2 separate regions of the Homo sapiens genome follow, and region 1 is linked to region 2. Evidence: chromatin loops called from intact Hi-C (ENCODE). Cell type or tissue: Calu3. All regions are shown on one strand. Links, peaks and the distances in the headings refer to the core of each region. The heading gives the core; the rest is flanking DNA. Region 1 holds the start of LOC105377265 (a long non-coding RNA gene). Region 2 holds the start of LOC124900853 (a long non-coding RNA gene).

The links. Peaks named below come from ENCODE experiments on the same cell type or tissue, not always from the same donor. Only the 100,000 strongest peaks of a DNase experiment are listed, where the experiment ranks them.
Region 1: it touches region 2 in a loop (8-fold over the local background); 2 of 110 quality-filtered maps call a loop at or near these places.

The regions. Positions count from the first base shown.
Region 1 is chr4:69,052,810-69,064,346 of GRCh38, reverse strand. It overlaps LOC105377265 (a long non-coding RNA gene), which reads left to right and starts at 3,092. Exons shown (of 5, transcript XR_001741714.2): 1 at 3,092-6,030; 2 at 7,571-7,678. It also overlaps a transcript of UGT2B7 not described here. RefSeq lists silencers at 9,251-9,300, 9,649-9,849. In Calu3, for the core only: no CTCF peak of the experiment used is centred there; DNase peaks (open chromatin) are centred at 5,536 and 6,446.
Region 2 is chr4:68,900,620-68,912,156 of GRCh38, reverse strand. LOC124900853 (a long non-coding RNA gene) reads right to left here and starts at 2,532. Exons shown (of 3, transcript XR_007058454.1): 1 at 2,433-2,532. It also overlaps the pseudogene LOC101930041. RefSeq lists enhancers at 4,739-5,629, 5,630-6,521, 7,413-8,305. In Calu3, for the core only: a CTCF peak has its summit at 7,276 (motif pointing left); DNase peaks (open chromatin) are centred at 5,316, 6,036 and 7,266.

The sequences.
Region 1 (11,537 bases), core at 4,628-8,627, 150 kb before region 2:
ATACCATAAAACAAAGGAAAATTTGTTTTTCTTCTCCCTATGTTGAAGGAGTTTTGGGAGGGTCTACAGACCACATTTTTTTGGTGCATCTCCTGGCTTTTTAGACAGTAGTATCAGGACTTTCCCTGGGTCTGGGCTGCACCCGTTGCTGCGTCTGGGACAAGTTAGCCTAATACAGGAAAGCTTATTTCTCTTTTTAATTTTGTTTTTCTTTCTTTCTTTCTTTCTTTCTTTTTCTTTCTTTCTTTCTCTTTCTTTCTTTCTTTCTTTCTTTCTTTCTTTCTTTCTTTCTTTCTTTCTTTCTTTCTTTCTTTCTTTCTTTCTTTCCCATCTCATCTTCCCCTTTGATGCCTCCTGTAAATGGAATTCAATAGAAGGCATCACTATCATTTAATTCCTCATTACAAGTCAGTTCTTCTCTGTTTGGTACGGGTTGATACTTGTTTAGAGCCATCAGTGGAGTGGAGGTGGTTCTGTTAACGATGGATTCTGTGATTGATTGGATGTTTCTGATGAGGAGGCCTAAGAGGCAAGGGAACATTAAGCAACCTTTTAATATAGCCAACACTACCCCTACTGTTTTAAAACCACCAAAGGATGAAAACCAACCTCCTAAGAGGGAATCTGGAGACCATCTGGGTTCCAGGTCTGAACTGGGACATGAGCTATCTTCCACATCCTGGCAGCTATTTCTATGATGGCTTTCCTGTTATCATTAATTTCTAGGCAGCAATTCATCAGGCTCAACTTTCCACATAATCCTTCTTTTTGGGCTAGGAGGCAGTCTGAAGCCAGTCTATTCTAATAGATGGTGATCCTTATTTCTGTGGCTTGCTGGGCCAGCAAGTCTAACATATTTGCTGTCTCATTAGTGATGATTTCAAGTACCACCTGCAACCTTATGATGTGATTAAGCATGTAAATAGGGGTACAGTACCCCCTGACCTATCTTGTGCCCAGGTACCTATAGTATGTATGGTATAATAAAGTCTTAATTACTGTGTTTCTTTTTTTTTTTTTTTTTTTTTGAGACGGAGTCTCGCTCTGTCGCCCAGGCTGGAGTACAGTGGCACGATCTCGGCTCACTGCAAGCTCCGCCTTCCGGGTTCACGCCATTCTCCTGCCTCAGCCTCCCAAGTAGCTGGGACTACAGGCGCCCGCCACTACGCCCGGCTAATTTTTTGTATTTTTAGTAGAGACGGGGTTTCACCGTTTTAGCCGGGATGGTCTCGATCTCCTGACCTCGTGATCCGCCCGCCTCGGCCTCCCAAAGTGCTGGGATTACAGGCGTGAGCAATTACTGTGTTTCTTATCCATGTAGTGTGCATGCAGTGACGGCATCCTAATACGGGTCCTCCTTCTAGCATAGATATGGGGATCAGCACAAACAAAGCAAACAGTAGCATTCTTACAGCCAGCATGAACAGTAAAGGCATTTAGGGGGTTGGTTAAACAATAGCACAAGAGCAATATAATGAATAATACAAAGAAGATTACTGGGCCTAAGATTTCTGGCCACATTTATTCATCTGATGACGATTCTTCAAGCTTCGGCCGTGCATAGACTAGTCAGTTCTTGGTGTGACTAGAGCAGGGCTTGCTATTTTCTCAAGCTTCCACCATGCATAGACTGGTCATCTTCCAGAGTGACCAGAGCAGTGCTGTTGTCATCTCCACTGGCAATGTGGTCTCATTGCAGGATCATTCGGGTCAGATGGTCTATGTCCTGCTGGTTGGTCCACTGGTCCTGGGCTGATAATTTCAGCTGACTGTGGTGGATCCAAGGCACGATACCTGCAATTTTAACAACAGTGGGAGTGGACAAGATCACAATATGGGGCCCGTCCCATATGGGGCTCAGAATAGTTGGAGTCTATTTCTTAACCTAAACAAAGTCTTCAGGTTTGAAAGGGTGTACTGGGTCTGCCAGACTTATAGGCATTCTTTCCTGCGCTTAGCCATATACTTTTTGCATGGCCATATCTAAAGCCTGCATTTGCCTTCTTAAAGTTAGTTTTTGTAGCTCACGGAGATTACCTTTAATCTGACTTATGATTGGGGGTGGCTGGCTGAACAAAATCTCATTGGGCAAATACCCAGTGTGGTTTGTTTTGTGGGGGTGCACCTGACTTGGAGAAAGACCATGGGCAAGACCTGGTCCCACCTCAGATGAGTTTCCTGACAAAATTTCTTCAGCAGCTGCTTGAGTATCTGGTTCATGTGCTCCATCTTTACTGAGCACTGAGGCTGGTAGACTGGATGCAACTTCCATTTTATTTTTAACAGTCGAGTTAAGTCCTGAACGATTTCAGCCACAAATGCCAGTCCATTATCTGAACCCAAAGTTAGGGGCAGTCCAAATCTGGGAATAATGTCTCTTAACAATACCTTCATCAACTCTCATGCCTTCTCTGTCCTGACGGAGAAGGCCATGACCCATCCTGAAAAGGTACAGACAAGCACCAAAATGTACCTATAGACCCCTGCTTGGGGCAATTCGGAGAAGTCCATAAGCAGGTTTTCACAGGGCATAGCTCCTTTTTCCTGAATTCCCGGGGGCTGAGTGGGCCCTTTTCAGGGGTTGTTTTGGGCACAAGTTAAACGCTGTTTACAAATGGCTCAAGTAATAGCGGTGAGCCATTGCACATAGAAATGACACCCTAATCATGTCTCTAGCACCGTTTTTCTCATGTGAGTTCCTTGGAACTGTTTTGCAAATCTGGGGGCCAAGATTTCAGGTATGGCTAGCCTCCCATTGGAGAATTTCCACCATCTTCCTTCAACGTAATTCCCATTTTCCTGGGCAAATCAAGCCCTTTTATTTGGAGTGTAGCTTGGGGTCCCTGGAAGGGGAATCTCCAGGAGGAGAGGCATAGCTAAGGCTTCTTCTTTAGAATAGAAGGTGGAGTTGCCATTGCAGCTTGCTTTGCCTCTTTGTCTGCCTTTCTGTTTCCTTTAGCCTCTAATGTTCCTGCCTTTTGCCTACAGTGCATTACTGCTACCTGTTTGGGGGCCCATACCACATCCAGGAGCCGTAGAATTTCTTCATTACACTTTATTTCTTTACCTCCAGGAGTTAAGAGTCTTTTTTCTTTGTAAATAGCCCCATGAACATGCAAAGTGGCAAAAGCATATTTAGAGTCTGTGTAAATATTTGCCTTCTGGTCTTTTGCTAGCCAGAGAGCTCTTATAAGACCTATCAGCTTTGCTTTCTGAGAGGCAGTTCCTGTAGACAAAGACTGTGCCTCTACTGCTGAGTCCAAAGTCACCACTGCATACCCAGTTTGGTGGACTCCCTCTAGTATGAAGCTGCTCCCATCAGTAAAATATTCAATGTCCAGGTCTCCGAGGGGCCGATCTGTCAGATCTCTCTGGCTTGAGAACACTTCATCTACCACATCCACTCAGCAATGAAGGGGGCTTCCTGGCACTGATTCAATGGGGAGCAAGGTAGCTGGGTTTAGGGTACTCACAGTCTCTAAAGTTACACAGGGATTATCACATAGGAGCCCTTGGTATTGAGTTATTCTCGGATTCGAAAACCAATGGTGCCCCCTTTGGTCCATCAAAGTTATAACTGAGTGCAGTAGCTGGATTGTCACTTGCTGTCCTAAAGTCAGCTTATTAGCTTCCTGTGCCAGCCGAGCAGTGATAGCTAGTGTCTTAAAACAAAGACTCCATCCAGGTGCCACAGAATTCAATTGCCTGGATAGGTATGCCACCGGGTGATGCCACAATCCTATGGCTTGAGTTAGAACTCTTACGGCCATTCCCTTTTGCTCATGGACATATAAAAAGAAAGGCTTAGTTAGATCTGGCAGTCCTAAAGTTGGGGCCTGAGTCAAGGCTTCTTTGATTTCCTTAAAGGCCTTCTCCTGGTCAGCCTCCCAGAGGAGGAGCTCCTTTTTCCCCTCTTTGTGGCTTCATATAATGGCTTAGCCATGAGCGAGAAATTTGGGATCCAGATGCAGCAGGACCCTGCTGGCCCTAGGAACTCTCTTGTCACCGGGTGGTTGGAGTAGGAAGTGTACAAATGGTCTGCTTCTGTTCACTACCAAGCCATCTTTTCCTTTGGCTTATATAGAAGCCTAAATACTGGTCACTTTCAGAGCAGATTTGAGACTTGTTCCCTGACACTTTATATCCTGCCTTCCATAGCAAGTGCAGGAGGTCTTGGGTCCCCTCGAAGCAGTCCTCTCAGGTCGGGGCTGCTAGAAGAAGATCATCAATGTACTGGAGCAAGACACAGTCACTGTTTGGTGGGGTGTATGCTTTAAGGTCTGAGGCCTGTGCCTCTTCAAAGATTGTAGGAGAGTTTTTAAATCCTTGTGGGAGTCTTGTCCAAGTGTACTGTGATTTACCCCATTGAAAAGCAAAAATAGGCTCATTAATTGGTGCAAGCCAGAGACGGAAAAATGTATCCTTTAAATCTAGGACTGTAAATCAAGTGGCACTTGCTGGAATATGTCCCATTAAAGTATATGGGTTTGGCACCACTGGGTGGATGGTCACCGTGGCCTAGTTTTCCACACACAAATTCTGTACTGGTCTATATTCACCAGACGGCTTCCGCACTGGCAAGAGAGGGGTGTTCCATGGTGACTGGCATTTGACTATGATTCCATGTTTATGAAGACTCTAAATATTTGCGGACACCCAGTATGGCCTCAGGGAGTAGCAGGTACTGTTGGACCTGAACTGGATTTTAACTCTACCACCACTGGTGCCTGACTTACAGCCAGTCCAGGTGGGTTACTATCAGCCCAAACTCTGGGAATTTTAGTAAGCAACCCAGGCATTTCATTTACTCTTGGTTCCAGAGTCTTTTTTGCATATAGCCTCTATTCTTCAGCCTATGGTACAGTACGGGTTAACATCATAGCCTCCGGGTGAGGTAGATTTAAAGTTACATTCCCTTGTGGCCCAAATGTAATCTGTACCTGCAGTTTTTGAAGTAGGTCTCTTCCCAGCAAAGGAACAGAACCATTTGGGATGAGAATTCAGGTTGGACTTCTCATCCTCCTATAACACACCTCTTTGACCAACCGATGGGCCTCTTTTCAGAGACTCCAGTGGCTCCCACAATAGTTGCACAGTTCTTGGATAGTGGCCCTATAGGTTGGGTCACTACTGAGTGTTTAGCTCTGGTGTCTACCATAAAGTCCATTAGCTGGCCTCTAACTTCCAATCTGGCCATGGGCTTCTCAGGGCCCAAAGAGAAGCAGCCTGGTCTGTCCTAGTCCTCATATCCTTCAGCCCCTGCCAGTCTGATCAGATCAGTGCCTGGTTTCTCCTGGGTGTGGCAGCCCCTGGCTGGTGGCCTTCCTGTACGATGGCCCTGACCCTTCTCCTTATTATTATTCTCTGGACACTCATCCTTCCAGTGTCCTTGTCTTTTGCACTGTGCACACTGATCTCTTTCCAACCTGGGCCTGCTCTCAAATCCCTGTCCATACTGGCTTCTTCCATGCCCACTTCCATGCCCACATCACGCCACCTTGCAAAGCCAGCTTCCCTCCCTGTGAGAGCTGCTGCCAGCCAATCAGCCTTTTTCTTAAGCCTTTGATTAGCCTCTGTCTTTGCCTCCTGATCTCCGTTAATGTACAACTTGTGGCCACTTCAATAAACTGAATAGCATTCATGCCTGCAAAACCTTCCATTTTCTGCAATTTTTGCCTGATATCCCCCTGGGCCTGCTCTACAAATGCCGTGTTCAGCATGTGCTGGCCTCACTAAGTCTTTTATAAAACTGGCTGGGGCTTTCATATGCACCCTGAAGCACCTATGAGATTTTTCCCTATATTGATTGCCTTTCTCCCGCCTTCCCTTAAACTTTGCAGGAGTGCCTTTTGGTATCTGGGCAGCTGCTGTAGTTGGGCTGCCTCATTTGGGTCCTAGTCGGGGTCCTCTTGTTTCCCAGAAAGGCATTTGCATAGCCCAAACATGACCTGACTGGAGACAAGTTTGCTTTATTTTCCTAGCATTTCACCTTAACTTCCTGGAGTGAGGGCTCAGATTTTTCCATCTCAGGTGAGACTGGGGCATGTATCCCTTTGAGCTTGACTCCTCAGAGGCAGTAACTCTGGGTAAAGGTGGGTAGATTGGAGCATATGGAGGAAGGGTCTCTTCCCTCCAGTGGTTCTTGCAAAACTGGGTTTTCCTGTGGCTTTCTTTTTGTCTCTGTGTTTGCCAGAGAAGATTTCACTTTCAGCTCAGCTCAGGCTACAAGCTCCTGTGACTTTCCCTTTAACTCTGTTTTCACTTTGTCTTTGTAGCTGCCAGCACAGCTGATTACTCTCGGCTTGAACTGCGAGCATTCTGCAATAAGCTGCTAAACAGGGCTGCATTCAGCCATGAGTTAATATAAGGAAATTTGGTCTGAATGCCCTGACTGTCCTCTGACTCCGGTCACCACCTTAAACACAGGGCCAATTGTGTCCCTATCTATAAGTACATTTGGCCAGCCAGCCAACACCAAAAGAGGGCTATTCTAATTCACAGAGAGCTCTCAGCATTCAGTGGGTTAACTTGACTCCCTAACCACCACCCCCTCCACCACAAAGCCTTTCTTAAAGTTCTTTAACATGAATTCCAATGGGGTGGGTTTTGAGGATTTTCCTCCCATTTCCTGCCAGTTACAACACAGCACATTCACCTTTCCTTTCATTTTAGACCAGTCGGACCCGGTTGTTCCTACACTTTGCTCAGATAGATGCTGGGATTGTTTCAAGGTCTGAGCTTTTGTAATAGTGCTGTTATGAATATGGATGTGCAAATATCCCTTTGAGATCCTGATTTTAATTCTTATGGATAAATATCCAGAAGAGGGATTGCTGCATCATATGGTAATCTTACGTTAAATATTTTGAGAAACCTCCATACTGTTTTCAGTAGTGTCAATTTTTTAAACAAACCTCATCACTCAGTTCCTTTGGAAGGAGGTATGTGCCACAAGATACATTTCCTCTATTATTAATGCACAGTCATGCAAGTGTGCGTGTGTGTGTGTGTAGCAGGACAAGCCACAGGCAAAACTTCTCAGACACCGAGTTGTAGAAGGAAGGGCTTTATTCAGCTGGGAGCATCAGCAAGCTACTGCCTTAAAATCTGAGCTCCCCAAATACACAATTTCTGTCCCTTTTAAGGGCTCACAACACTGAAGATTTCACATGAAAAGTTCATGATTGATTTGAGCAAGCAGGTGGTGCATGACAGGGGCTGCACGCACTGGTGGTCAGAGAGAAACAGAACAGGGCAGGGAGTTTCACCATGTTCTTCTATACAATGTCTGGAATTTATGAATAACATCAGTTTCTAAGTCATGAGTTGATTTTTAACTACTAGGTTTAAGCCAGGCAGGCCCAGGGCTGGTTTTGGGCATGGTGCTGGGCTGCCTGTCTTTGATTTCACTTATTTGTTTTTTTCTTAAAACAGGTACTGAGGATAAAACAATATAAAATAATATGAGAGGGTCTTTCTCTTCCTTCATTCCCCCCTTTTGAGACTCTCACTTTTTATTAGCGGGAGTTCTCACTCTTATTTTTGTTACTTATGTCTTTTTGTGCAACAGATTGATAGTGATTTATATAGTACACTTGTGCTGAAGCACTTTGGTGAACTAAGGTAGCGATGAAGCTTTTTATCATTTGAAGAAGTACAGGTAGGAAACAAAGGAGCGGTAAGTAGGTTCTTAATTACTATTATTACTCTTATTATAAGAGTTTTAAATCTTCCTATTGCTGGGAACTAATTTTTAAACATGGCTTCCAGATTGTGTCCGTGCCACACTTGCATGGGTACATGTGCCAGTTTTGTTATGTCTTTAACTATATCCTCAACTACTTGTCCTTGATCATCTATGTGTAGACAACAATTAGTAAGGTTAAATTTTCTACAAACTTTTCTTTCAGCTGCTAGCAAGTAGTCGAGAACTAGTCTATTTTGATAGATCGCATTTCTCATCAGAGTCTCTTGACGGGCAAGAACAGTCAAGGCTTGATCGGTTTTATTAGTAATAATTTCTAAAACAGCTTGTAACCGTATGATTCGGTTGAGCATTTAGATGGGGGTCTAGTATCTTCATGAGCCATCTTGTGCCCAAGTGGCAGGTCCATAGTATTGTATGATTTTTTCAGGGGGCCATTTATTATCTTTTTAATCACCTATGGCTGTGCTTCCTTTTTTGTGGGAAGCATAGACTGGGAAGCCTAGAAGTTTACCTGTTTTTATGGGCAGTAAGAAGAAAGAAGGCTTAATGGTGCCAATTGCACAGCTACCTCTCCACTGATCAGGCAGCTTAGCATAAGCTCTGTGTCTACATATCTAGTATAACCTGGTGGGGACCATCCAGTCCTGGTAGAATTCTGGGTGGGCCTAAACAGTATGCAACTTTGGAAATTTACTGAATGGATTTCTTTCTGTGTAATTGGAACTCCACCATGTAACTGTTTTTGTGGTACTATTATAGAGCTTTTGTCTAAGACAGCTAAGCTGCCTTACAGGATGAGCGAATCCTTTTCTTTCTTTAGATATGCAATACTGTCTAATAATTGAGACTTTTAGAACCTAGAGATGATCAGGGTGATTCTTTTGGTCTGGGAATTCATCAGGAACTGGGTCTTTAGGAACTAATTCTGGGGCTTCCCATGGCCATTGATCTCCTGTTACGGTTTTTCCACAAACATAACGTGAAGTGACTTGTAGAGACTGGGCTATGTGTTCGGCTAATTGCAAAAACAAATTTTTAGTTTTTCCTGGAATCTCGGGTACTGGCACATTTAGTTCATCATAGAAAGTCTGAAATACTGGTTCTGGATAGTGTTCTTGAACTTCTTCTTTTATTAGGATGCTTACACTAGGATCTAGTCTTTTTCTGTTAATGTCTAATGTTACATATTTTTCTTTATTTTACTTTGGGTCTGAGGGGTTTGTGATTATCAATTTTAAAAGGTTGCAGCTCCTACTCATGCAGGAGGGGAGGGGCTGACCTTTTTTTTTTTTTGGAGTCAAACAGGATCCTTTTTATCTTTTTTTAAGTAGTCTAAATGACACAAGACCAGTATTAACACATCTCACAAAAATATGATTCTTGACAGATATACTTATTTTTTTACTGTGTAACTAGTTTTTCAATTTAGAGAACCACATCTTATCTCATGCTGCTTACTATTAATAGCAGCACAAGTGCCAAATTTTAAGATTACGTTTTTGGGGACCTTTCTTTTTTTTTTTTTTTTTTTTTTTTTTTTAGCTATTACTTTACTTCTGTCACTTAGAAAAGGATCAGTCCTTAATCATGGGAGGCTTACAGTGAGTCATAACACGCATCAGGCTGGTCACTTCCTGGATTACATACTTTGTACTGAGTGTTATTGTACAAACAAGTTCCTTTTGGAGTTCCTAGGCATTCATAATAACTATAAAATAATAGGACTGTAGCAATCTTTTTTCCTACCTCAGTGACTTGATGTATATACTGGGAACAGCCCTCAGTCTGAGGAAGTTCAGCTGAAGTCCTTAATGTACAAGTCCAAATTTTAAGGAAAATGAGTCCTGCGATGAGTTTCCTCATGCTTCAGCCGTGCGTGGACCAGTCAGCTTCTGGGTGTGACTGGAGCAGGGCTTGTAGTCTTCTTCAGAGTCACTTTGCAGGGGTTGGTGACGCTGCTCCTATCTACATACAACTCCTAGTCTACTGATGGTTAAGGATTGTCTCGGAGGTTGGGCCTACTAGAATAAACTGAGTCCAGCACCTCTAAACAGTTATGTTTAACTAGGCTCTCTGATACCAGGAGTAAGGTGGCAGGGTTAGGGTGTTGCAAACTTCAATGGTTATGTGGGGATTTTCACAGAGCAAGCTTTGGTATCTACTTAGTGTAACATTTATTAGCTAATGGTGTCCTTTAGTATTTATTAAAATCACCACAGCATGGGGAGACTTTATGTTTAGGTTTTGTCTAAGAGTTAGCTTATCTGCTTCTTGTGGTAACAGGGCCATTGCTGCCAGGGCCCTTGGACATGGGGGCCAGCCTTTGGAAACCCTGTCTTTTTGTTTTGAGAGATAGGCCACTGGCCTTGGCCAGTGCCCCACAGTCTGAGTTAAAACTCCAACTGCCATTTTTTTCTTTTCTGACACACAGACTTCACAGAGTCAGGTCAGGTAACCTCAGGGCTGGGGCCGACATGAGTTTTTTTTTTTTTAACTCATGAAAAGCTCTTTGCTGTTGGTTGTAATAGATGTAGTTTATCTAATCTACATTTTTATTCACTGTCATCTACCAAAATATTGACTTAAATCCTGTAGCTATTTGATTTCAAGCTTTAAATTGATCTGGTATTCCTTGCGGGGCTCTAATTGCATCTAAATAGATATGAGAGTTGGAAGACCTATAAGGGGCTTCTCTCGCTTTATGATATCTTATTATTTTCTTTTCTTCCTCTGGTTGATGAAATGCCAGGATGAAAGGGATAGCCAAATGGACTAAAGCACAAGTGCCACTCTACTTATTCAGCAGAGTACCTAGTAAAGGTCCACCACAATACCACCACACATCTGCTCGGGGATGAACAACGGCTGACTGATTGATAACCTTTCGAAAATTCTTAAGCTCACTGCATCCTTTCAGGTCTCTAAGGAATGCTGTCTCCTCCCTGCTGTGAGAGACACGAAGTGAACTTAGTGTTGGGAGATGGAAGCTGGATGGCCCTCGGAGGCTGACCCACAGGGACTTCAGGATATAGCAGAGAGAGCTTGGCATGACTTATTACTCCAGGCTGTAGAATCCTGGAAAAGAGTTACCATGCAGCCTACGCCTGGTCAACTGGAGGACCACTGTAGTGGAAAGGGGACAATTAGGGCCTCTGGCCTGCCATGTGCACAAGCATAACAATTGCTTTTGTTTAACGTGCAGATGGAATATTTGATCTATTTCAACCAGGCATTTGCATCTTGGTATGCTGTCTTAATTGCCAAAGTTTTTTTTAAGTCTTTAACTTCTGTGATCTTCTAGTAAAATGAATGTTTCCTTTAGCACCAATTTGTATTAGTTTTTAGACCAAAGAAAGCTAAACACCATTTCATATTTAATAATGCTTCTTGTATGATTTTTATACCAGATAAGCTAAATTTTACCTTTATATTAGTATGCTATTAATATTAAACTTAATTTTAATAAAACCTTGAAGACATATTTATCTAATTTTTCATGTTTGACCATAAGGTAAGATTTTATAGACTCTTTTTAACCTTTTATAATTTTTGTTAAAGAGCAGGTTGATGCTTTAAGAAAAAAAACCTGTTGCATTTTTACTTTTATGTCTAGTTCGCAGAAAAACTGGATGATATCTTTTTAACTTTAGCTAATATGTTTACACACAGACTTTTCTTTACAATTAATGTTTTAAAACTTGCTTAAACTTTTAAAACAATAATTTTTTTAACCTTTTAATGTAGGTAAAAATCCACATTTTTATGCCTCCTTATAATCTTTTTACCAAAGGTATGTTTTACTTTTTTATACACTTTGCACATAAACTGT
Region 2 (11,537 bases), core at 3,742-7,741:
ATATAAGAAATGCATTCTAAAGGTACTTAGTGAATTTTCAATCCTGTTAAACATGCATGTACATATACATGTCCATTTCTTTTGAAACACAACACAGCATCACTTAACTATCTAATAGGTATGTCGTGAAATGTGTTTATTGAAGACAGTTTGAAATAATAATTATTATTCTACATAACTATAAATGATCATGATTAATTTTTTTTCTTTTTTCCACAGTCTTTTGATCCTTCCCTCCTATAAATATAATATGGCAACACTAAATTTTTTATCATAACAAAAATATATCTACAAAGAATACAAAAAGTTTATAAATTTTGTGGAAAATAGCTAAATCAAGACATAAACCTCCTTTAATCTGCACATCAGGAAAGCACTTTATGATCAAACTGGTCCAAATTGACAGAAACCTAGTTGTCTTTGTTGATCAGAAGTCCCATAAGTAACCAAGACTCACAACAAATATTCTTGAGCCTAAGTCATGATTTAAATACATATCACTATATATATATATATATATATACACACATACACACACACATACAAACACACACACATATATATCACTATATATGTAGATTTGTATTTGTATGCATATATATATAAATCATGTTATACACAAACACACTAAAACATTGATGTTAAAGAAATTATAGGAAGCATTGATAAGAGAATATTTTATACAAATTATCTAGCTATTGATACATTTATAAAGAAAAACAGAAATAATAAGGTGGTAAATGTTAATAATTTTTGTTATCATTCTTATAAGCCTGAATTAATTCACATTAAACCTATTCTACATCATACTTAAAAGATGGATATCTATTGTTTAGTGAGAACTACAATCACCAACCAAAAAAGGGAAATGTTCCAATATAAAAACTTAATGAAAATATAAATAGGCACTTCAAAGCAAAATCACTGAAAACATATGAAAGATTATAAAGTACCTGATGCTCAGGAAAATAGAAACAATGGAAAATTAATGCTGTAAAGATTTGCAACCTATAAAAACCTGAGAAATCTATTTTTGCGGGAGTATAATGTGAAATAACCTTCTAAAATAAAATGTCAATATACAGTTTGAAACTGAAGTTCTACATCTAGAAACCTGTCATGCAGAAATCCTTCCATATAAGCACATGTATGAACAGAATATTTCCTCCAGCACTTAAATGGCTCCAGTCAATGAACACACATACCTCCAACAAATGTGTGAGTGTAGCCATTGTAGGGAACAGTTTATTCCACTGCTAAATAGAAAAAATAGTTTCCAGAAAAAAAAAGCCTTCCTTGCAATGAAATAAAATAAAATATATGTAAACTTGTACAAGGAAAAACAAATCTAGCAGAGTACACATAAATCCAAGGATGGGAATTTTAGATTTTATTCTACAGAATTCTGCAGCATTTAACTTTTTACAATATTTTCATATATTATTTATGAGGTTCAAAAATTAATTTGTGAAATAAATACATAAAATCAATACAGGAAGCTCTAAAAATTAACATCTCTTTATTAATTCATTAGTGTTATTCAAAAAATTTGAATTGATCAGGTTTCTCACATGCTATTTCATTCATTTGCAGCTTTTTTTTTAGAACACTGGTTCCATGTTTAAAATACCTATGGATAAATATAACACAATGTTTAAAAAATTGCAAGAACTGTAGAAATCTAAATTCACAAAATTTTTGTATTTTCTTTTATTATATTTAATATTTTATAAATCTTACAATTGCTTAATAACTTCTGCTGTCTTCTTCAAAATGTTAGAATGGTTGTGATTTTGTGACATGACTATAAATACTTTGACAATTTTCCTGTCAAGTAATATCCCCTCCCTTTGAAGTTTGGCAGACCTTGTAGCTGCCTCAACAAAAAAGATGCAGTGGAAATAATGCAGATTAACTTTCAAAGTTCTGTTGGAAACAACATGTTCCCTCTCCGCTTCTCTCTCTCTCTTTCTATCTTTTGTTTTTATGTCTCTTTTTCTCTCCACATCTCCTCAATTCAATATGTAGTCCCCATAATAAATGACAATTTGGCAGAGAGACACAAATATATGCCTAAGAAATCCTGGTAGCCCACTAGTACTTTGAGCCTTTCAACCTGAATCATTAAGTATGTAAGTGAATGATCTTCAGATAATTATAGACCGAGGCACCATAGGAAAGTAGCTACCTAAGAAACTTTGTGGAAGGAACACATAACTGAGCCCAACCAACACACAGATTCTGAGAGATGGTAATAAAATGATTACAGTTATTTTAAGGCCTGACATTTGAAAACAATTTTTCATGCAGTGATACATAACTGGAATAATAGTTCTAAACATTTTAAATTATACATTTGTAATAAAATTACAATTAATATATAGCTACATAAGTGAAAAATAGGGAATATTATATTTTGAAAATATCTGTACCCCAAATAGAAGAGTCAGCATAACGTGGTGGTTAAGAGCTGGCACTCTGGATCCAGATGGCCTGGATTCAAGCCTCTGAGAAACCACTACATAATGATGTGGGGCTGGACAAGTTACTTGGACTTTATTTGCTTCAACTTCCTCACCAATGAAATGGCAGTGGTTGTCATAGCATTACCGACCTCATGGGGTTGCTGAAAGAATGAATTCATTAATATTTCAAAGCACCAAAACAACTGTATATACAGCAAAGTAAAATTTTGTGTAATCTTGAATGTGGCAAGGTTTTTAGATATGACACCAGAAGAAGAAGCAACCAAAATAAAATTGATAAATTAGATTTCATCAAAATTAAAATTTTTACACATTAAAGAACACCATCAATAAGGTCAAAAGAGAAACCAGAGTTTGAAGTACATATTTACAAGTTACATACCTGATAAGTGACTTATATAAAAAATATATAAAGAAAGCTTACAGCTCAATGTTAAAAAGACAAATAATTTAATCAAAAAATGTTTAAAAGATCTAAACAGGAATTTTACCAAGGAATATTTAAATGTCCAATAAGAACATGAAAAAATGTTTTGTGTTGGATTATATAGTTGAGAGAAATATATAACGTCTTCTCAATCACAAGTAACTTTTCCTTTGTGCTCATAGGCAGAGAAATAAATTCTCATGACTAAACAGAAAAGCTGCCTGGAATGAGCACAAGTTATTTGGCAGAACTATAACAATACAAAATTAAAGATAAATAAACAAATAACATTAGTCTTCCTAAGAATCCATATTAGTGTTTAAAATATTATAAATGAAGAGTCTGTGTCCCATATTTTTTAACAGTATCTTTCCCCATTACTGTATAAGATGCTATTTTAATTATTATTATATGTACTAAGTCAAACACACACACACACACACACACACACACACACAGTTGCATGACTATGCATTAATAATAGAAGAAATGTATGTTGTAGCACCTAACTCCTTCCAAAGGAACTGAGTGATGAGGTTTGTTTAAAAAATTGGTCCTATTGAAAACAGTATGGAAGTTTCTCAAAAAATTTAATGTAAGATTACCATATGATGCAGCAATCCCCCTTCTGGATATTTATCCATAAGAATTAAAATCAGGCTCTCAAAGGCATATTTGCGCATCCATATTCATAACAGTACAATCCCAGCATCTACCAAGGAATGAACAGACAGACACTATGTGGTTTATGCTACAATGTGGATGAAACTTGGTATCATTAGGCTAAGTTAATAAGTCACAAAAAGACAAACACTGTAATTCCTCTTTATAAGGTATCTAAACTAGTCAAATTCATTAAAAAAAAAAAAAGAAAAGAAAAGAAAGTAGAATGGTGGCTACCACGTGAAAAGGACTCCATAAAATAAAAAGTTGTTGTTTAATCAGCATAGAGTTTTAACTTTAAAGCAGAAAAAGTTCTGGAGATTGGTTGCTTAAGATTGTGTACCTAGCAGTACTATGTGTACACTTAGAAGTGCTTAAGTTGGAAAATTTCATATTATGTATGTTTTATCATAGCTTCTACTCCAGCAATTCCAGCTAATATTTGATATCTCATCCTTATTTGCTCATAGCATTCTTTTCAATAGTGTTTGCTGTGTTATTGCTCTTTTGTGATGGAGCAAATTCTTTCTTCATAGGAAATGGACATTTTCCCAGAGCTCTGGAGAAAATAGCATTGCAGTGTTTTGTCTGGGATCGATGGTTGATAACATTACAGAAGAAAAGGCTGATGTGATTGCATCAGCCCTTGCCCAGATCCCACAAAATATTAAATACAGTGCCATAATGTTGGAAAACTAAGAGTCTTAAATTCTATAAAGAGTTAAAGGGTGAAAATTTTCTCCCTGAAAAGTTAACATTTAGGATAATTTAATTTACTGAGATTGAGGCAGGAAATTAAAGAAAGAAAGAAAAATAAAATTAAAAAGAGAAATAGGCTTTCCTGTATTAGGCTAACTAGTCCCAGAGGCAGCAATGGGTGCAGCCCAGACCCAGGGAAATTCTTAATACTATCTAAAAAGCCAGGACACACACCAAAGAAATGTGGTCTGGTGACTCTCTCAGCACTCCTTCAACATAGGGAGAAGAAAAACAAATTTTCCTCTGTTTTATGGTATGACTTTACAGATTCTTGTTCTCTGTAACTAGTAACCTCAAGATTTCTGCTTTATCTAAAAAGCACAGCAAAGGTCCTGAGAAGTCTGAGTACGCCTGAACTACAGCTGTCTGGGCACCATAGTGAAGGTTATAAGATAAACCAGTGCAAGGCTCTTTTGAGCAAAACCTAGATAACAGTCATCTAGGTTGCATAGCAATAGTCATGTGTAATCCTGGGTTATGAACCTGTCACAATTTTATTAATTGTTCTCCTTCTGTATCCCTGCTTTCGTGCCACCGTAAGCCTGCACCAAGTTAGCCCACCCCTTTTTTAAAGTGTGTATAAAAGTCAAGTGCTGTCTTTGTTGGGGGCCCCATCTTTGGATGGTAAGTCCGTTGGGTCTGAGTGTACTCAATAAAGATATCCTCCTCTATATACCCCAAGGTCTCTCTCGGGTCCTCCTGATCCGCTACACACCTGGTGACCCACATGGGACTGAGAGACTGCAGCTTGGCTGGCTTCTTTGCCTGTGGGCGGTCTGGGGCCTCGGCTGTGGGAGACCCTTAACTTCAGGACCCATCAAGGGAACTTAAGCCCAGAGAAAGGAGCTGTTCTCCCGCGTCCCCGGTGCCCCTCCCCTGACAGCACAAGGGAACCCGGAGGGGTTGCAGGACGGTTCCAGGAATGGCGCCCTTTCTTCAGAACCATGGTAAAGTTTTGGGGCCCAAGGCAGGACCTATCCCATAAGGACAGAAGGGGAGCCTGATCACCTCCCAGGGAGTGACAACTAATCCAACACAGAGAGGCTGGGGGACGGTGAGAGTGGCTCACAAATTTGGATGAAACTCACACCCCAACCAACACAGGACGCGAGAGTGGCTCGCTAAGTTAGTTCAGAAGGAAACTGGATGCAGTGAGAGCGGTTCACTGCCCCAACCAGGATAGGGAACTGGGAGCGGGGAAGTGTGTGAGTGCGTGTGAAAGAGACAGTTCTGGGAGGAACCAACGGGAATGACATGTGTGGAGCTGCTGATCTCTTAGTGTAGGCTGTACGCTCCGAGCAAAATGTAGGACCAACCGGGTCCAATCGGTCTAAAACAAAAGGAAAGGTGAATGTGCTGCATCATAACTGGGAGGAAATGGGAGGAAAATCGTGGAAACCCACCCCATTGGAATGTATGTTAAAGAACTTTAAGAAAGGCTTTGCAGGGGTTGAGGGAGTCAAGTTAACCCCTCAGATGCTGAGAGCTCTCTGTGAATTAGAATAGCCCTTTTTTGGTGTTGGCTGGCCTGCCAAATGTGCTACAGATAGGGAGAAAATTGGCCGTGTGTTTAAGGTGGTGACCTGAGTTGGAGGACAGTCAGATAATTCAGACCAAATTTCCTTATATTAACTCATGGCTGAATGCAGCCCTGTTTAGCAGCTTATTGAAGAATGCTCACAGCTCAAGCCAAGAGAAATCAATTGTGCTGCCAGCTACAAAGACAAAGTGAAAGCTTCGCCTGTAAACAGAGTTAAAGGGAAAGTCACAGGAGCTTGTAGCGTGAGCAAACAGAGACAAAAAGAAAGCCACAGGAAAAACCAGTTTTTCAAGAACCACTGGAGGGAAAAGAGACCCCTCCTCCATATGTTCCAATCTACCCCCGCTTTCCCCAGGTTAACTGCCTCTGAGGAGTCAAGCTCAAATGGATACATGCCCCCAGTCTCTCTTGAGAGGGAAAAATCTGAGCCCTCACTCCAGGAAGTTAAGGTGAAATGCTAGGAAAAACAGGCAAGCCACCTCCAGTCAGGTTGTGTTAGGGCTATGCAAATGCCTCTCCTGGAAACTAGAGGACCCCCACTAGAACCCAAAGGAATGAGGCAGCCCAACTATAGCAGCTGCCAAGATACCAAGAGGCACTCCTGCAAAATTTAAGGGAAGGCGGGAGACAGGCAATCAATATAGGAAAAATCTCAGAGGGGCATCAGGGTGCAGATGAAAGCCCCAGCCATTTTTATAAAAGACTTGGTGAGGCCAGTGCATGATGAACATGGCATTTGTAGAGCAGGCCCAGGGGGATATCCAGTGAAAATTGCAGAAAATGGAAGGTTTTAAAGGGATGAATGCTACTCAGCTTATTGAAGTGGCCACGAAGGTGTACATTAACCAAGATCAGGAGGCAAAGAGGGAGGCTAATAGAAGGCTTGAGAAAAAGGCTGATTTGCTGGCAGCATCCCTCATGGATGTGGGTATGGACATGGGCATGGAAGAGGCCAGTCTGGACAGGGATTTGAGGGCCAGCCGAGGCTGGAAAGAGATCAGTGTGAGCGGTGCAAAAGAAAAGGACACTGGAAGGATGAGTGTCCAGAGAATAATAACAAGGAGGACAGTCAGGGCATTCAGACCAAATTTCCTTATGTTAACTCATGGCTGAATGCAGCCCTGTTTAGCAGCTTATTGCAGGATACTCGCAGGTCGAGCTGAGAGAAATCACCTGTGCTGGCAGCTGCAAAGACAAAGTGAAAGCTTCGCCTGTAAACACAGAGTTAAAGGGAAAGTCACAGGAGCTTGTAGGTTGAGCTGAGCAAAAAGTGAAAGCTTCTCCGGCAAACACAGAGACAAAAAGAAAGCCACAGGAAAAACCAATTTTGCAAGAACCACTGGAGGGAAAAGAGACCCCAGGGCAGTAGTATAGGAAGGCCACCTACTGGTGGCTGCCACACCAGGGAGGAACCAGACATCGATCTGATTGGACTGGCAGGGGCTGAAGGATATGAGGGTAGGACAGACCAGGCTGCTTCTCTTTGGGACCCGAGGAGCCCATGGTCAGATTAGAAGTTAGAGGCCAGCTAATGGACTTTACGGTAGACACCAGAACTAAACACTTAGTAGTGACCTGACCTATAGAGCCACAATCCAAGAACTGTGCAACTATTGTAGGAGCCACTGGAGTCTCTGAAAAGTGGCCTGTCGGTCAAAGAGGTGTGTTATAGGAGGATGAGAAGTCCAAAATGAATTCCTATACCTCCTAAATTGTCCAGTTTCTTTGCTGGGAAGAGACCTACTTCAAAAACTGCAGGCACAGATTACATTTGGGCCGCAAGGGAATGTAACTTTAAACGTAGTTTGCCCAGAGGCTATGATGTTAACCCTCACTGTCCTGCAGGCTGAGAAATGGAGACTATGCAAAAAAGACTCCGGAACCAGGAGTAAATGAAATGCATGGGTTACTTACTAAAATTCCCAGAGTTTGGGCTGAAAGTAATCCACCTGGACTGGTGCCAGCGTAAATCAGGCACCGGTGGTGGTAGAGTTAAAACTGGGAGAAACTCCGGTTCGGGTCCGACAGTACTCGCTACTCCCTGAGGACATACGGGGTGTCCACAAACATTTAGAGTGGCTTCATAAGCATGGAATCATAGCCAAATGCCAGTCACCATGGAACAACATTCTCTTGCCAGTGCGGAAGCCGTCTGGGGAATATAGGCCAGTACAGGATTTGCATTCAGAAAACCAGGCCACAGTGACCATCCACCCAGTGGTGTCAAACCTGCATACCTTAATGGGACATATTCCAGCAAGTGCCACTTGATTTACAGTCCTAGATTTAAAGAATGCATTTTTCTGTCTCCAGTTTGCACCAATTAGTCAGGCTAGTTTTGTTTTTCAATGGGGGTAAATCACAGTACACTTGGACAAGATTCCCACAAGGATTTAAAAACTCCACTACAATCTTTGAAGAGGCACTGGCCTCAGATCTTAAAGTCTACACCCCACCGAATAGTTACTGTGTCTTGCTCCAGTACATTGATGATCTTCTTCTAGCAGCCCCAACTCAAGAGGACTGCTTCCAAGGGACCCAAGACCTCCTGCACCTGCTATGGAAGGCAGGATATAAAGTGTCAGGGAAAAAGGCTCAAATTTGCTTTGAAAGTTTCCAATATTTAGGCTTCTATATAAGCTAAGGGAAAAGATGGCTTGGTTGTGAATGGAAGCAGGTGGTTTGTGCACTTCCTACTCCAACCACCTGGTGAAAAATAAGAGAGTTCCTAGGGGTAGCAGGGCTCTGCCACATCTGGATCCCAAATTTCTCACTCATGGCTAAGCTATTATATGAAACCACAAAGTGGGGGAAAAGGAGACCATCCTCTGGGAGGCCAACCAGGAGAAGGCCTTTAAGGAAATCAAAGAAGCCTTGACTCTGGTCCCAGCTTTAGGACTGACAGATCTAACGAAGCCTTTCTTTTTATATGTCCACGAGCAAAAGGGAATGGCCATAGGAGTTCTAACTAAATCCATAGGATCATGGCACTGCCCAGCGACGTACTTATCCAGGCAATTAGATTCTGTGGCATTTGGATGGCCTCCTAGTTTTAAGGCATTAGCTGCCACTGCTCTGCTGGGACAGAAAGCTAATAAACTGACTTTAGGACAGCAAATGACGATCCAGGTACCACACTCGGTTGTAACTTTGATGGACCAAAGGGGGCACCATTGGTTATCAAATCCTAGAATAACTCGATACCAAGGGCTCCTATGTGAAAATCTCTGCATAATTTTAGACTGTGAATACCCTAAACCCAGCTACCTTGCTTACCATTGAGTCAATGCCAGGAAGCCCCCTTCAATGCTGTGTGGATGTGGTAGGTGAAGTGTTCTTAAGCCAGAGAGATTTGACAGATCAGCCCCTCGGGGACCCCGACATTGGATATTTTACTGATGGGAGCAGCTTCATACTAGAGGGTGTCCGCCAAGCTGGGTATGCAGTGGTGACTTTGGACTCAGTAGTGGAGGCGAAGTCTTTGCCTACAGGATCTTCCCCTCAGAAAGCAGAGCTGATAGCTCTGACAAGAGCTCTCCAGTTAGCAAAAGTCCAGAAGGCAAATCTTTACAGAGACTCCAAATATGCTTTTGCCACTTTGCATGTTCATGGGGCTATTTACAAAGAAAAAGAACTCTTAACTGCTGGAGGTAAAGAAATAAAGTACAAGGAAGAAATTCTATGACTCTGAGACACTGTATAAGCCCCCAAACAGGTAGCAGTAATGCAATGTAGGCAAAAGGCAGGAACATTAGAGGCTAAAGGAAGCAGAAAGACAGACAAAGAGGCAAAGCAAGCTGCAATGGCGACTCCACCTTCTAAACAAGAAGCCTTAGCTATGACTCTCCTCCCAGAGATTCCCCTTCCAGAGACCCCAAGCTACACTCAAATGAAAGGGCTTGGTTTACCCAGGAAAATGGGAATTACGTTGAAGGAGGATGATGGAAATTCTCCAATGGGAAGCTAGCCATACTTGAAATGTTGGCCCCCAGATTTGTAAAACAGTTCCACCAAGGAACTCACATGGGAAAAATGGCACTAGAGACATTATTAGGGCATCATTTCTATGTGCCACAGCTCACTGCTATTACTCAAGCCGTTTGTAAACAGTGTTTAACTTGTACTCAGAGCAACCCTCGACAAGGGCCTACTTGGCCCCCGGGGAATTCAGAAAACAGTGGCCATGCCCTGTGATAACCTGCTTTTGGACTTCACCAAACTGCCCTGAGCAGGGGGCTATCAGTACATGTTGGTGCTTGTCTGCACCTTTTCAGGATGGGTCAAGGTCTTCCCCACCTAGACATAAAAAGCACAAGAGGTGACCAAGGGAGGCATTATTCCCAGATTTGGACTGCTCCTAAATCTGGGGTCAGATAATGGACTGGCATTTGTGGCTGAAATAGTTCAGGACTTAACTTGACTATTAAAGATAAAATGGAAGTTGCACACGGCCTACCAGCCACAGAGCTCAGAAAAGATGGAGCACATGAACCGGACACTCAAGCAGCTGCTGAAGAAATTTGGTCAGGAATCTCATCTGAGGTGGGATCAGGTCTTATCCATGGTCTTCCCCCGAGTCAGGTGCACCCCCACAAAAAAAAACAAACTGGGTACTTGCCCTGTGAGATTTTGTTTGGCTGGCCACCCCCAATCATAAGGCAGATTAAAGGTAATCTCCGTGAGCTACAAAAACTAACTTTAAGAAGACAAATGCAGGCTTTAGGTATGGCCATGCAAAAAGTGAATGGCTGAACACAGGAAAGAATGCCTATAAGTCTGACAGACCCAGTACACCCTTTCAAACCTGAAGACTCTTTTTAGGTTAGGAAATAGAATCCACCTACTCTGGGACCCATATGGGATGGGCCCCATACTGTGGTCTTGTCCACTCCCACTGCTGTTGCAGGTATCATACCTTGGATCCACCACAGTTGGCTGAAACCGGCAGCCCAGGACCAGTGGACCAGCCAGTAGGACCCAGACCATCTGACCTGGCTGATCATGCAATGAGACCACGTTGCCAGTGGAGATGACAACAGCCCTATTCTGGTCACTCCGGAAGCTGACCCGTCTATGCACGGAAGAAGGTTGAGGAAACAGCAAGCCCTGCTCTAGTCACACTGGGAGCTGACTAGTCTGTGCATGGCTGAAGCTTGAAGAATCATCATCAGATGAGCAAATGTGGCCAGAAGTCTTAGTCCCAGTAATCTTCTTTGTATTATTCATTATATTGCTATAACCACCATGAAATAAAATATTTTATTTTTCATCCACTTTTATGTGGCACTCATTTTTAACATCTACACAAAAAGTTCACATATTTATCTTTTCTGGTTCATTAATCAAGCTGGTGTCTATTTGATTTTCCTTTAGCTGTAAAGAGAATGTTATGTAGTTATCAATCATTTATTATGATCAGTCTCTGAAGCCCTTGGACCAAAAACTCTTCTGGATTGAATTTGTCATGCACCACAATGGAGCCAAGTACCTGCTGCCACCTGCCCACAAGCTCACCTGGTTTCAGTACTGCTCTCTGGATGTGCTGGCCTGCACAGCTCTTGTTACTCTCTTTGTCATACTATGATGCTTGATTATCAAAAGTTTGTTAAGATGAGAAAGAAGGAAAAGAGAGTAGGTCTGTTTGAGATCTAAGGCAGGCAGG